Regions from separate parts of the Mus musculus genome. Here region 2 is linked to region 1. A link is a contact called in ENCODE Hi-C or POLR2A ChIA-PET data. All regions are on one chromosome and are shown on one strand. The core of a region is the stretch at or near the end of the contact, and the rest is flanking DNA. Distances in the headings are between cores, read along the strand shown.

Region 1 (6,216 bases), core at 35-2,534:
AGGCAGCAGAAGGAGACTGTACCATGCTGGGTACAGCTTGAGCATAGGAGACTTCAAAGCCTGCCTCCACAGTGACACAATTCCTCCAAGGCCACATTTTCTAATGGCTTGTAGTGGTTTGAATATGTTTGACCCAGGGAGTGGCACTATTTGGAGATATTGCTTTGCTGGAGTAAGAGCGTCCTTGTTGGGGTGGGTTTTGAGATTCTCATCCTAGCTGCTTAGAAGACAGTCTGCTCCTGGCTTCCTATGGATGAAGATATAGAACTCTCAGTTACTCCAGCATCATGTCTGCCTGGATGCTGCTGTGCTTCCTGCTATGACGATTATGGACTGAATATCAGAACCCATAAGTCAGTACCAATTAAATGTTGTCCTTTATAAGAGTTGCCATGGTCATGGTGTCTTCACAGAAATGGAAACCCAAAGACAGGTCAAGCACTCAAACACATGAGTCTATGGGGCCATAGCTATTCAAACCACCACAACTAATTTTTCATAGAAAGATATCACTATATACATGTATTGAAACTTTGTGTGTGTGTGTGAGAGAGACAGAGACACAGAGAGAGACAAAGAGAGACAGACCTACACACAAACACATACACAGACATACAGAGAGACAGACACACAGAGAGACAGACAGAGATACAGAGAGAGACAGAGACAGACCTACACACAAACACATACAGAGACACACACAGAGACAGACACACAGACAGAGACAGAAAGAGACAAATAGAGACAGACAGACCTACACACAGACACATACACAGACACACAGAGATAAACACAGACACAGGGAGAGACAGACTTACACACAGACATATATTATATATGTATATATAAATATATATATGTATATATAGAGAAACAGAGGCATATGTATACATATATATGTTATGTATATATAGAGAGACACACAGACAGACAGAGGCAGGCAGGCAGGCAGACAGACAGACAGACAGACAGACGCACGCACGCACGCACGCACGCACGCACGCACGCACAAGAATAGAACTCAATACGTAACTGTATCACCGGGAACAAAGCCTTCTCTATTCCTGTTCAGTGTCTGGCTAAAGGACAGCAGGTGGCAGCAGAGTCCAGCCTGGGGTTGTAGGAGCAGCTAGAGAGAGAAGCAGTTTTTGAGTAAAGCCTTCCCTCTGAAAAATCTTAACACGAGAATAAAAATAGAACAATGAAGAGCTGGTGCCACGAGCTCCAGTCACTGCAGAGCCTGATGTCATTCACTGTCTGCCATCTGCAGAGCCTTGTCCTTCCAGGAGAAAGCAATGGTCCCAGGCTCTGAGTGGCCCCTCCCCAGCTTTGCTCAGGTCACAGGATGAAGCTGGCTCAGCAGGAAAGGGGCTCTGGGCAAGCGGAGCTGGAGGAAGGACTGATTTTTAGGAGACTGCAGACAATAAAGAGAAACAACAGAATGCTAAGTCAAAGGAGGTTGTCGCAGGAGACTACAAAATGCATGGTGCCACTGGAAGAAAAGTTCAGAAGAGGCAAATCTAGAGACAGAAAGAGATTAGTGGTTGTCCAGGGCATGGGGAGGTGGTAACTGTGGCAGAGCTTCTAATGAAGACCTACTTTCTTGACAGGATGGAAAGATCCTGAAATTTGACTATGTTAGGGGTTGTAAAATTCTCTAAGTATGCTAAGAATCATTGAGTTCTACATTTGAAATGGGTGAAATTTATAGAATGTACGTTTTCTTATAAAGATAGATCATAGGCCTGGCTTCTCTCTCTTACTTGCTATGGTCCCTCAGTTTCTTTTCTATACCTACAAAAATTAAGTCAGGATAATCTAACGAAGGCTATAAAAATGTCAGTCCATAGTGAACATGGAATTCGTGTCATTTTGTTTTCCTGGTAAGATGACATTTTATCTCAAAGCTTAGCTGTGTCATGTTTTGCTTTTGATACAACGACAAATGTCTCCACTGCCTTCTATTCCCACACCAGATATTTTCAATGAACAACTTTGCTTATTACACAACATTGGGAAGTCTCTGAGAACAGAAGTTAATAGTGGTGTTGTGCTGGGAAGGGTCTGAGTAGGAGGGAATATCCCTCCCTTCGACTACAAGGAGAACAAGACAGAGTCACTAGAGCATCCCTGCAGTGCAGCCTGTGCAACCATTGCACAATGGGATCCCAGTCCCCACCATTGCCAAAGGTCTCAGATCGGAGGATCAACGATGTTATAGTAAAAACCATTTTCAACTTGTAATTACTATTGTAATGATTCAGTTTCTCGAGAATGGTAATTGTATAAAATTGCTCTTGCAGTTTTCTTTTCAATACAATGTGCCTGTAAACCATGGATATCCCCTTTGTAAAAAGACACTGTAGATAGTTGAACATTTGATTATAGCAAAGTCATTAGTTTCTTGTTACACATTATTGGGTTTAATATTGTTCTTGAAAATAGTTGATGATTATGTTAAGTATAACTTTTCTAATAAAATTTGTGTTCAAGTTGTACATTTTGGAATATACAAAAAAAAAACATTTTCAGAAACTAGAATATTAGAAGAAAAACCAACACAGTACAACATTGTTCCTTTAAATTCATGTGAATTTCTATACCACACTTGTGAACTATTAAAAGATTTCAAAGTTGGACTGGAGAGATGGCTCAGCAGTTAAGGGTGCTTATCCACAGGACTTGGGTTCATTATCTAGCATCCACATGCTGGCTCACAACCATCTGTAAATCCAGTTCCAGGGGATTTTCTTCTGAGTCCCAAGGGTACTAGGCATGCAAATGGTTCACAGACATACAGGCAAAATACCATACACATAAAATAAAATTTAAAAAGACTTTTAAAAAAAGTCTTCAAAGTTTTCAAGTAAAAGAAAAAAAAATCTGCCTTAATCCATCACTATCTGTAACCCTATTTATGTATAAATGTAGTCTTAAAAAACATGTTAGCATAATCATGTGTACTCAGTAACTCCAACCCTGTAGCACTGTCTCCCTTTAATTGATCCCATCACTGGGTTCCTTCTTAGGGGTGTTCTGTTTTGCCACATTCAAAGTGTATGGCCTTCAGCACCTTTTGCTTTAACCGCTGCCCTACAGAATTGGATGATCCTTGGTGTTACTCTTTTATCTACAGGGCCATCCCTCTGCTCTAGTGGTGGAAATATTACAGCCCACAAAGCAGATTAAGTCTCTGTTCCCCTGGAGTTTGCTTCATGGTAGAATGAGTAATGGCAACGACAAATGTATATGTATTGCTGTGGACTGAATTGTGATGCCATATGTTGGACCTCTGACTGCCAGTGTGATCGTAATTGGCAATGGAACCTTTGGAAGGTGATTAATAGTGACATCATGAATCTAAGATCCTCTTGAGAGGAAGAGGAGATGGTTTAAGTTCTATGCACACCACACAAAACAGGGAAACAGCTGTCTGCAAAACAGCAAGGACCCTACTGGCACCAAAGAGTGGACTAAGATGGCTGATCTTACTGCTGGAACGAGTCCTGGACAACACCAAGGTGAGGAGCAGGCTAGGGAAGCCTCTTGACTCTGATCAGACTCGGGCCTCCATAAAATACTCATCTGTAAAAGGTACCTGGAAAATCCACGGTTCTGCCCATCTTACGGTTGGGAGAACTATTCACCTAAGCACACACGCAAGTGTGCTAGACTTAAGGTGTTGGGTAGGGCATCCTAACCATCCTGGTTTAAATTTCAAACTGAAGATTGTGCCCCTAAATTAGGATCTGGCTTCCCTAGTCCACAGTGTTTCCTTTCTGGAGGAGAAGCAGCGGGTGTCAGGCAGAGCTGCTCCTTCTCAGCAATTCTCCTTCCTTACTATTGGCTCTGCAGAGTTGCTCTTTAGAGCCACTCCCCTTTGAGGTAGCAGCCCAGAGAACCAGGCTGATGGCTTCCCAATGGTCCTTTAGACTGGGATGAGAGCTGACCAATCCACTGTGATGTCACTATTTTTATCTTTCTCAGAAAAACCGTAGTGAGCATCACGGCACAAAACCATCACTTAAAAATTATGCAGACATTTTGTAAAATTAGATTTCTGCTTCTCTCATCTCTGAAAGGTTTTGCTGAGTGTTTCTGATATGGGGCGGGGGAAGTTTTATCCAAGCCCCCCCCCTTTTTTTGTCATTGTTGTTGTATCTTGGATTCTCCAAAACAATGATGGCATCCAGTGATGTGTCCATGGAAATATCTCATTTTCAGCTTTTGCTCCCTGGGGACCCTCCCTTACTGACTGTGCAAAATAAAATAATGCTCTTCTCCTGATGACTCACTCCCTGGTGTAGGACTGAGGGATAACCTCAAGGAATTCAGAGTACACCACACCATGGATCTCTCCAGCAGCTTGTGTTGGCACACATTTCTCCAGGTGGCCCCGAGACTAAAGGGATCCTCATATCCTCATGTAACTGGCAGGTAGACTACTTTCACTTCTGAACAGTCCATTTACGGAAGCTATTTTAGAAAGGAAACATAAATGGGATTTTAAAATATAAAAATATGATAACTGCAAATAAAAAAATCACAAGAGGGTACTTAGTAGACTGACAATAAATTTCTTTCTTTCTTCCTTCCTCTTCCTCTTTTTCCTCCCCTTTCTCTTTCTCCTCCTCCTTCTTCTCTTGGTTTTTTGAAGCAAGGTTTCTCTGTGTAGCCCTGGGTGTCCTGGAACTTACTTGGAAATTACTCTGTTTCCCTAGTGCTGGGATTAAAGGTGTAAGCCACCACTGATTGACAATGTTAAAAGTAAGTGAACCCTCTGTTGGGATTTTTACATAAAGGTGGTGGAGTTTACTTTGCTGTAGAAGGGGCAATTTGATCACATCTATCAAAATTTTATAGTACAAAAGTTTTTGAGCTTCATGGTGGCACATACTTTTTTAAAAAAGATTTGTTTGTTTATTTATTTATTTATTTATTTATTTATTTATTTATTTATTTATTTATTATGAATAAGTACACTGTAACTGTCCTCAGACACACCAGAAAGGGGTGTTAGATCTTATTACAGATGGTTGTGAGCCACCATGTGGTTGCTGGGATTTGAACTCAGGACCTTCGGAAGAGTAGTCAGTGCTTTTACTCACTGAGTCATCTCACCAGCCCAGCACATACTTTTTTTAAAAACCTTTTTATTAATTCTTTGTGAATTCCACATCATGCCCCACAAACCCACTTATCTCCCTGTTCCTTCGTATCCAACCTCCACCCTTGCACCCCCCAAAAGAAAAGAAGATAGAATTAATCATCATCATCATCTCATCGTGGAAGCTGTAGTGTGTCATAGTGTATCACACAGTTTACCCTTTTATCCACACATCTTTACTTATAAATGTTCATTGAAATGAGTCATTGGTCTGTTTTGAGGCCTCTGGATTCTGCTACACTATCTATATTGGATGCTCACTGAGATACCTATCAGATAGCTCGTTGCTGCTCAGTCTCATGGAGATCCTGCAGCTTTGGATCTGCTGGACCAGCAGATCATAAATGCTATATATGTTGCGGTGGGCCAACTCAAAGCCCTGGATCTGGGCCTGGGTAGTAGTTGAATTGTTCAGCCCGTCAGCTCTCCAGCACCCACCACCACCAGGGCAAGTTCTCCAGCACTGCCCTGGCTAGCTCATCCAATGCCACAGCCTGAAAGGGGTAGAACCAGCTCTCCTGCCAGCAGTAGGGTAGTATGTAATGAGGGGGGAAAGGGAGGGCATGATGGTTCACACCTTTAATACCAACACTTAGGAGGCAGAGGCTAGTGGATCTCTGAGTTCAAAGTCACCCTGGTCTACACAGCAAGATCCAGGACAGCCAGGGATACACAGAGAAACTCTGTCTTAAAAGAAAACAAACAAACACAAACAACCCCTCCCCAATAAACAAAATTACTTTGGTAATTCCACTTCTGGAACTTATCCCACTAATATTCCAAGCATGTTTAAAGACATAGTAGAAAAATATCCTTTGCTATATTATTTATATGGGCAATGGAGTCAAGAGAATCAAGTGTTCAAGGTCAGCCTTTGCTACTGTTATGCCAGGAAATGTTCATGAACCCCAAAAGACCACTAAATTGCTGAATCCAATGCAATCGCTTTATGGTCTCTGTTCAACCTCGAGCTTGCGGTCCCCACCAACCCCGACACAGCAGGAAGGTGGAGTCCTGAGCCTAGTTTTAGGCAAGCATTTAGAGATGCA
Region 2 (6,504 bases), core at 3,377-5,876, 270 kb before region 1:
CTAAGCTAAATGTCTCCTGGCTCACCACAGGATGCTCGTTCTGTAGGCCCCTTGTTTTCATTCTGTGGTGCTGGGAATGGAAACTGGGGATTTGTGCGTGCTAGGCAAGCACCGTACCACTGAGCTACACCCACAGCCCTGAAGCTCTTTGCAGGCATTCATCGAGAACCCCCAAATGGTAAGAATGAGAACCAAGGCCTCAGAAAGGAGAGGTGAGGGAGACTACAAAGCCAGTCTCATGTCTTCTCCCCTTCTTCCTTCCCCCTGCTCTGAGCAATCAGCGGGGTGGGGTGGGGTGGGGTGGACGGAGAGCCCCAAGCTCTGGATTGGCTTCCTAAGTCCGGGTAGGAACAGTCCTCACAATAACAGGTTTGAAGAGAGGGAAGGCAGCACCAGACACTTTCACCAGCTATAAATATTCTCATTAAGCTTCCTAAGTTGCAAGGTTCAAGCCTCATGGTCTACATGGATGTTACATACAGCACCTACAGCCCACTACCTTCAGTCACCTGAGAAGGACCTGGAGACCCCCATGGCAGTCTCTGTGAGCCCGGCTTGAGTGTTAGCTGGGCACAAAGGGAGGCGAGGCTGAACCTCCTATCCTTTCGGGAGATGTCACAGTGAGGGAGCCCTGGGGCAGGGTGGGGGGAGTGGTCCCCAAGGACCAATCTCCTTCTGCCCCTGTCCTTTGGAGTACCTAGGATAAAGCCAGCATTTAGCAAGCACTAGACATATTCTGATTAGCACTGGTAGAAAGCTGTGTGTGTGTGTGTCACTGAGCTTCAAAAGCTTTAACTTCAAAACAAGACTTTTTCTCTTTCCAACCTGGAGGCTCTTGGTAAGTCCTGACTCACAATGCACTAAATACAGCTTGCCCCTGCTCTGGCTCTTAGTTCCCAGGTGTCCTACCAACTCGTACTGTTTTGTCTATCCAGTATCCTCACAAAGTTTCCTGTTTGCCCAGAGCATGTTTGTGACAGACGAGGAGCAGAGAGGGACGCTCCTGCTAAGGTCTGGTTACATTCTGTTCCCATCCACGACACTTAGAGCTTCTTCAGATCTTATACCACCTTCCCAAACCATCCTCGCTCACCAAGGAGACCGTGCCAAGGATGCACAAAGATCAGCAATACAAAATGCCTTAAGAGCTTTCTCACTGGGTCTGAGACCCTTCCTGACAGCTGAGTAAATTCCTGCCCAGCGGGGGAATGGAGGAGAGGCTTGAAAAGGAGTGTTCTATCATTGGTATCCTTGAAACCTCTGGAGAAAGGAAAGCAGGCGTAAAGAGGAGACCTATCTAGATGTCTCCTACTGAGCTGGAATCAACAGCACTGAGGAGGCATAGCAAGCAACAGGCCTGCTCCTCTCTTCCCACCCCGAGGCTGAGCTCTGGAGTTACATCTGTTACTGTTAGGCAATACTGCTCTGACCACCTCCCTGGGGCTACTTGGCCTCTCTGAAGGTTCTGCAGTAAGTAACAGAGACATCGATGAAACCAAGGATGTAATCCAAAGGGAAAGAGTATTCTAGGAAGCAGCAGCTGCTTCTGACACAGAAGTGGAGAGGAACTTCTAAGAGTCAGTTTCCCCAAAGGCCAAGGTATTGAGCAAGGGCTTGTGAGCAGAGGACACCCTCCTCAGGTCTTACCTGCACAATGTCCAGCACCATGCCAGCTGCCACAGTCCCAAAGCCTGCCAGTAGGAAGGGGAACAGCACTTGCAGTCCAATGGAAAAGGAGGTCTCCTTGAGCGGAGAGGGTGGCGCGGGGCCCCGGTCTGTGCTGACATCGTCACTCTCGTTACTCTGGCTCCCGTTCTCCAGTAGGGCGTCCTCCTCCCGAATTCCCTTGGCGTTAGCTCGGGACTCAATCACTACCACCTCCACCCCATCAGGCCCCAGGAACTCTGAGGTCCCAGCCAAGGGCTCTCGCCCAGGGCCATCCGAAGAACAGGGAGAAGGAGTAGGGCCAGTACCATTCGGCTGGTGGATGTCCTTTGGCTCTGGCTTAGAGGACATGACAGGCAGGGAGGAGAGGAGGGGAGAATTTATTTATTTTTCTTTCTCTCTTCGACTCTGACTTGGGAAAGAACTTAGTCTTGGGGTGAACCCAGGCTTGATTGCCGCAAGACCTCTTCCCACGGCTCTCCACTCCTACCGGGCACTGTAAAAACTGATCTACCAAAAGACAGCCCCATCAAGCAATGCAGCCTGGAGCTGGAAGGAAACAAAGTCCTCACCAGATGCAGCAGCTGCCTCTATGGGTAGTGGGTGCCTGCTCCCAGCAGCTCTGTGTTGTGCCAGGGGCAATCTTTGGTTCTCAGTGGCCAGCTCCTCAGAGCAGGAGCAGAAGAGCTCAACCTGAGTCTGGAGTGCCTGATGCTGCAGCCCTCTCTTGGGAAAAGCTGAATGAGTTCAGATCGTTGAGAACGAAGCCTCAATCTGAGGCCAGGGTTTCTTCTCACTCCTGCTGGGTGGCTTCAGCTTCTCACAGCACCGTGGCTGGGCTCAGCTGGTCCCAGTGTCTGCTATCTTTCCTCTCTCTCCCAGAGATGTCTTCCCTTCTTGAGAGGATCTTGTACTTTCTCAGTTGCCTGGTCCTTAAAGTCACAAGAATTGGTGTGGAACACCTTACGTTGGGAGGAAGGACAAAAAGAAGAGGGGGGGGGGGGAGAATGAATGTTGGTACATAGCAAAAACCAGTTCCTACTAGGATGATCTGCAGAGCATGTGGTGTTACAGGGGTGGCTATTAGCTGTTCTTTTCCTGCTAGAATTACACTGTCCTGCCCCACTTCATGTCGAGATGCAGTGAGTTCTATTCCCAGCAGATTCCCAGCCAGCAAACCACCACCCAAAAGGAGGATGCTTCATAGGAGACCTTGGCATTGCCTCCTGAGCAACCTGGGGTGGGCAGGGATGTGATTAGTTGTTTTCTCGGATCTTGATAAGAACTCAGTATTACTTAAGTATAGTCCCTTATCAGTAAAGTTACAGATTCAGATGCAAACTCCCTACGCATTCACTCTTCTTGAGTGACTTATTACAAGACAGCAACAGCAAGACAGGGCAAACAGAGAGGCTGGTCATTGAGGGGAGCATCCCTAGACCTCTAATTGTCCTAGCCCCCTGCTGGGATGGGAGAGGAAGCCAGGAGAACTCCCCAGGCAACCGGGGCAGGGCAAGCCGGCCAAGACCAAGGCCAAGAACCAGAGGCCTCCTTCTTACTCTTGCCCTTGAAAGTCGAGTGTTACAGAAACCACAGGCTAAACCCTGGTCCAGGCTGCATTTACACTTCTCTCTATGCTAGATCCTGTGAGCCTGTCAGATAGGACCCGGCAGTTAACTAGATTGAAGAGACAGAGGGTGAAGCTACTGTTTATTCCTACATTTTTGGTTGCCTGGCCTTCCCCCTTTCCTCTCGGGTTACTGACAGCCAGACATGGTGTAACTCTTAAAAACAAAAATATCATCGGTAAAAGGTGTAGAAAGAGGAAAGAAAAACAAAGTCAGGCAAATCCAAGTGTCACAAGCTAATATGCATTTACTCCCAAATCATGTCTGTCTTTGCCTGCCCTGCTTTTCTTAGCTTAAAGGAATCCCCACGAATTGCCACCAACTTGTTGCATTTCACCAGCATGGCTCTCAATAGTAAAAAAAAAAAAAAAAAAAAATCCAGAGGGTTTTGCAGGTATGATGAACAGGCTGTTAGTATTCCAAACACTCACAATTAGTCAACTCCAGTTTGGTTAAGGCAGAATCAAACTCTAGGGCCCAAGTTATGAGTCTTCCACTAACTCGGTCACCAGCCAAGCCACCTTAACACAGCACCGTTGTTTTCAAAGATCCTCACTAGTCAGCCAAGAGGAAACACTCAGTCTGAGTCCACCGCCCCCGAGCCAGCAAAGTTTCTGAGTTCCTTCGCTAAAACCTGACTGCCCCCTCCCTCCCGTCTTTCTGGCAGGCCACTTTGACCTGGAAGGGGGCTAGCAAGGGGAGCAGGCCAGTCTCTCAACTACATCAGCAGTAAAGCCACTACCGATGGGCCTCAGGCTCTAGGAAGCCGCGTCTCCTTTCCAAGCGGGGATGGACAAAAAAGCCCGGTTTAGGTATCCCCAACTACAGGGGTGGGGAGGAGGAGTGCCTAGTTGATTTCCGCCGACTCCCGGCAACTCAAGACTGCAAAAGCACTGCGTCCTGGAGTCCCCCGCCCTCGTCTCCCTCCCTCCCAGACCCAACAACACTGACCTGCGCCTTGCTGGGGAGAAAGGGCGCCTGGAGAGTGGTAGCAGGGGCCCGCGGAATTGGGGGATGTAGGGTACCCCCTCTTCTCATCACTCCTCCCCCTCAGCCGTCCTCCTCGAGCCCCCGCGTGTTCCCCGCTACACCCCCAGGCAAGGCGAGCGTCCAACCGCGACACCCGGCTCGCTACATTTCGCTTCTGCCTTCCTGTGAGGCCGCCGCTCCGATTCCACGAGGGGAGGTGGCCTGGTGGGGGGCGATCAGGATATTCCGCCTCGGGCTGGTGTGGACCGGACTGGGCCTGAGATGCCGAGCTCGCTCGTCCCCAATCGCCTCTTGCCCGCGGACTTGGACAAGAGTGTTTGGCTGTGGGTGGCAAACGTGATCTGGGGCAGAGCGGGTGGTAACCCCCCTCCATCAAGAATAGAGTCAGGATGGACAACTGCATCAGCCAATCAGAGCAGGAAAAGGGGCGGGCCCCGCCCAGGCCCCGCCCATTTCCCCGGCGTTTCTTGAGCTGGGGGCGGGGTGAGGGGGAAAACGCAGCAGAGTGACGGGAACTCAGAATTGGAGGGTGTTGTGGGCTCGCGGTGCTCAAGCGCGGGCGGGTGCTGCGCTCCTGAGTTCCCACGGCCTCTCAAGGCGAGCGTTCTGCTACGCATGTACTCCTGAATCTTGACTATCTCTAGTGAGCCTCTGGGCCTTCCAGAAGACCCGAAACCACCCCTTTGAGCCGGCCAGCTGGCGATCGCCCGGGCCGCAGCAGCCATCGCGTGTTCCTTCTCCACGCCCAGTCCCTACCTTCTTCCTGGGCACAGTTCCTATTCATCAGGCTCCTCATCTCTCCTTCCAGGTTCCTTGTTCCTCTGGGCGACTGACCGAACCTTAATCTGCCTTAATAAAGTTCCAGCCTTGATAGGGGTGGGGATGGGCAGACTGGAGGGAAAATTTGGTAGACTCATGGCTGGGGCTACACACACCAATGAGGTAAGGGCGGAGGGGAGCGGGGGTTTCCTTTGACCCAATCGTGGCCCCGTGGGAGAGAAGTCTCCATCCCGGGCGAAATGAACGCCAACTTTCCCTGACGCACCTTGTGGAATCAAAGTGTTTTCATCCTCGCTTTTGCCACTTCCTCCCTGGGGTGTCTTCACTTCATCAATCCAAAATCAGTACCAGTTAGTTCTCTTTGGGTTGTTTTTGTGAAGGGGATGTGACCTCCCTATAAAGGAACTCCCATTTCCAGCCTTTCCCCCTTCATCGGTAGAGTCTATAACCAGAGGTTCCTTTCCTGTCACCTTCTTCCCTAGAAATGTTCCTTGGGGCAACTGAGCATTTTTCTAGACCATAGAGCCTATGACCAGAGGTTCCTTTCCTGTCACTTTCTTCCCTAGAAAGGTTCCTTGGGGCAATTGAGCATTTCTCTAGACCGTTGAATAAGGATAGGATGTATATAGGAGAGAAAAAGAGTGCTGGCTACTGAGCACACATGCTCAACAGCAACTGGAGAGGGCCATTCCTTTGGACAATGATAACAAATGTAGCCACAAAAACCTGTCCCCACCTGCTAATCCAGCAACCCCGGGCTCAGCTCCGCTGCTAGGATATCAAAGGTCTATATTTTTTAAGGGCCCAGCAAATGTCACTGTAGTTGAACTCCAATTTTGGTTTCACAGCCAAGTCTATGTTTGGATATGGAAGTTACTCCTAGATTGGGCAACACTAGGTCTTCGCCAGAAGGACCAGTTTTTGTGCACAATGAGTATAGATTGAGAGGAAAACTAAGACTGATTATATGGCTGCCTGAGTGTTGGCAGTCTTAGCCCTTGGGAGACAGAAGCAGGAGACTCTACAAATATGAGGTCGTCTGGGTCTACCAAGAGACAGTGCCTCATAGTTAGAGTTATACAGTTGAGACTCTGCCTCAAGGCCAAAAACTTTCATCCAATAGCAACTTAAAAACAAAATCTTTGTCCTTCTCTTATTTCCACCCCCATACTCTTTATCTACTTGAAAAGTTTTTCTTTTTAGTCGAAGTAAACTGAACATATGGGAAAGTGCGTAAAACCTAGAGTATGGACCACCAAATTATGGTACAGGGAACAGGCTGATGAAACCACCACCAAAAGGAAGAATTCAGTCATTACTGCCACCCCAGAAGCTCCCTTGGTCACTCTCTCACCCTCTTCCCTAGGGTGGCCTCTGTCTGACACTGTTCATTTTGTCTGTGAGCGCTTGGACTTTCTATAACAGAACCTCTCAGGAGGCA

What was found. A loop is a pair of places that touch in the nucleus more often than their neighbours do. ChIA-PET counts read pairs that join two places held with the same protein, here RNA polymerase II (POLR2A).
Region 2: a map of left cerebral cortex shows a loop between it and region 1 (2.0-fold over the local background). The contact joins the promoter of Slc41a1 here to the enhancer-like site in region 1. A Hi-C loop is called at or near these places in 1 of 37 maps with a recorded cell type or tissue (left cerebral cortex). POLR2A ChIA-PET finds 5 or more read pairs at or near these places in 2 of 5 experiments (both embryonic stem cell).

The regions. Positions count from the first base shown.
Region 1 is chr1:131,550,204-131,556,419 of GRCm38, reverse strand. No RefSeq gene overlaps it. Among named protein-coding and RNA genes, the nearest start is that of Fam72a, 25 kb to the right of the region's middle. Within about 2 kb of position 1,284, at least 1 of the 3 ENCODE cell types and tissues checked has a DNase peak (open chromatin) inside an H3K27ac peak, as active enhancers do.
Region 2 is chr1:131,826,134-131,832,637 of GRCm38, reverse strand. It overlaps Slc41a1 (solute carrier family 41, member 1), which reads right to left and starts at 4,626. Exons shown (of 11, transcript NM_173865.3): 1 at 4,245-4,626; 2 at 1,648-2,627. The coding sequence starts at 2,016.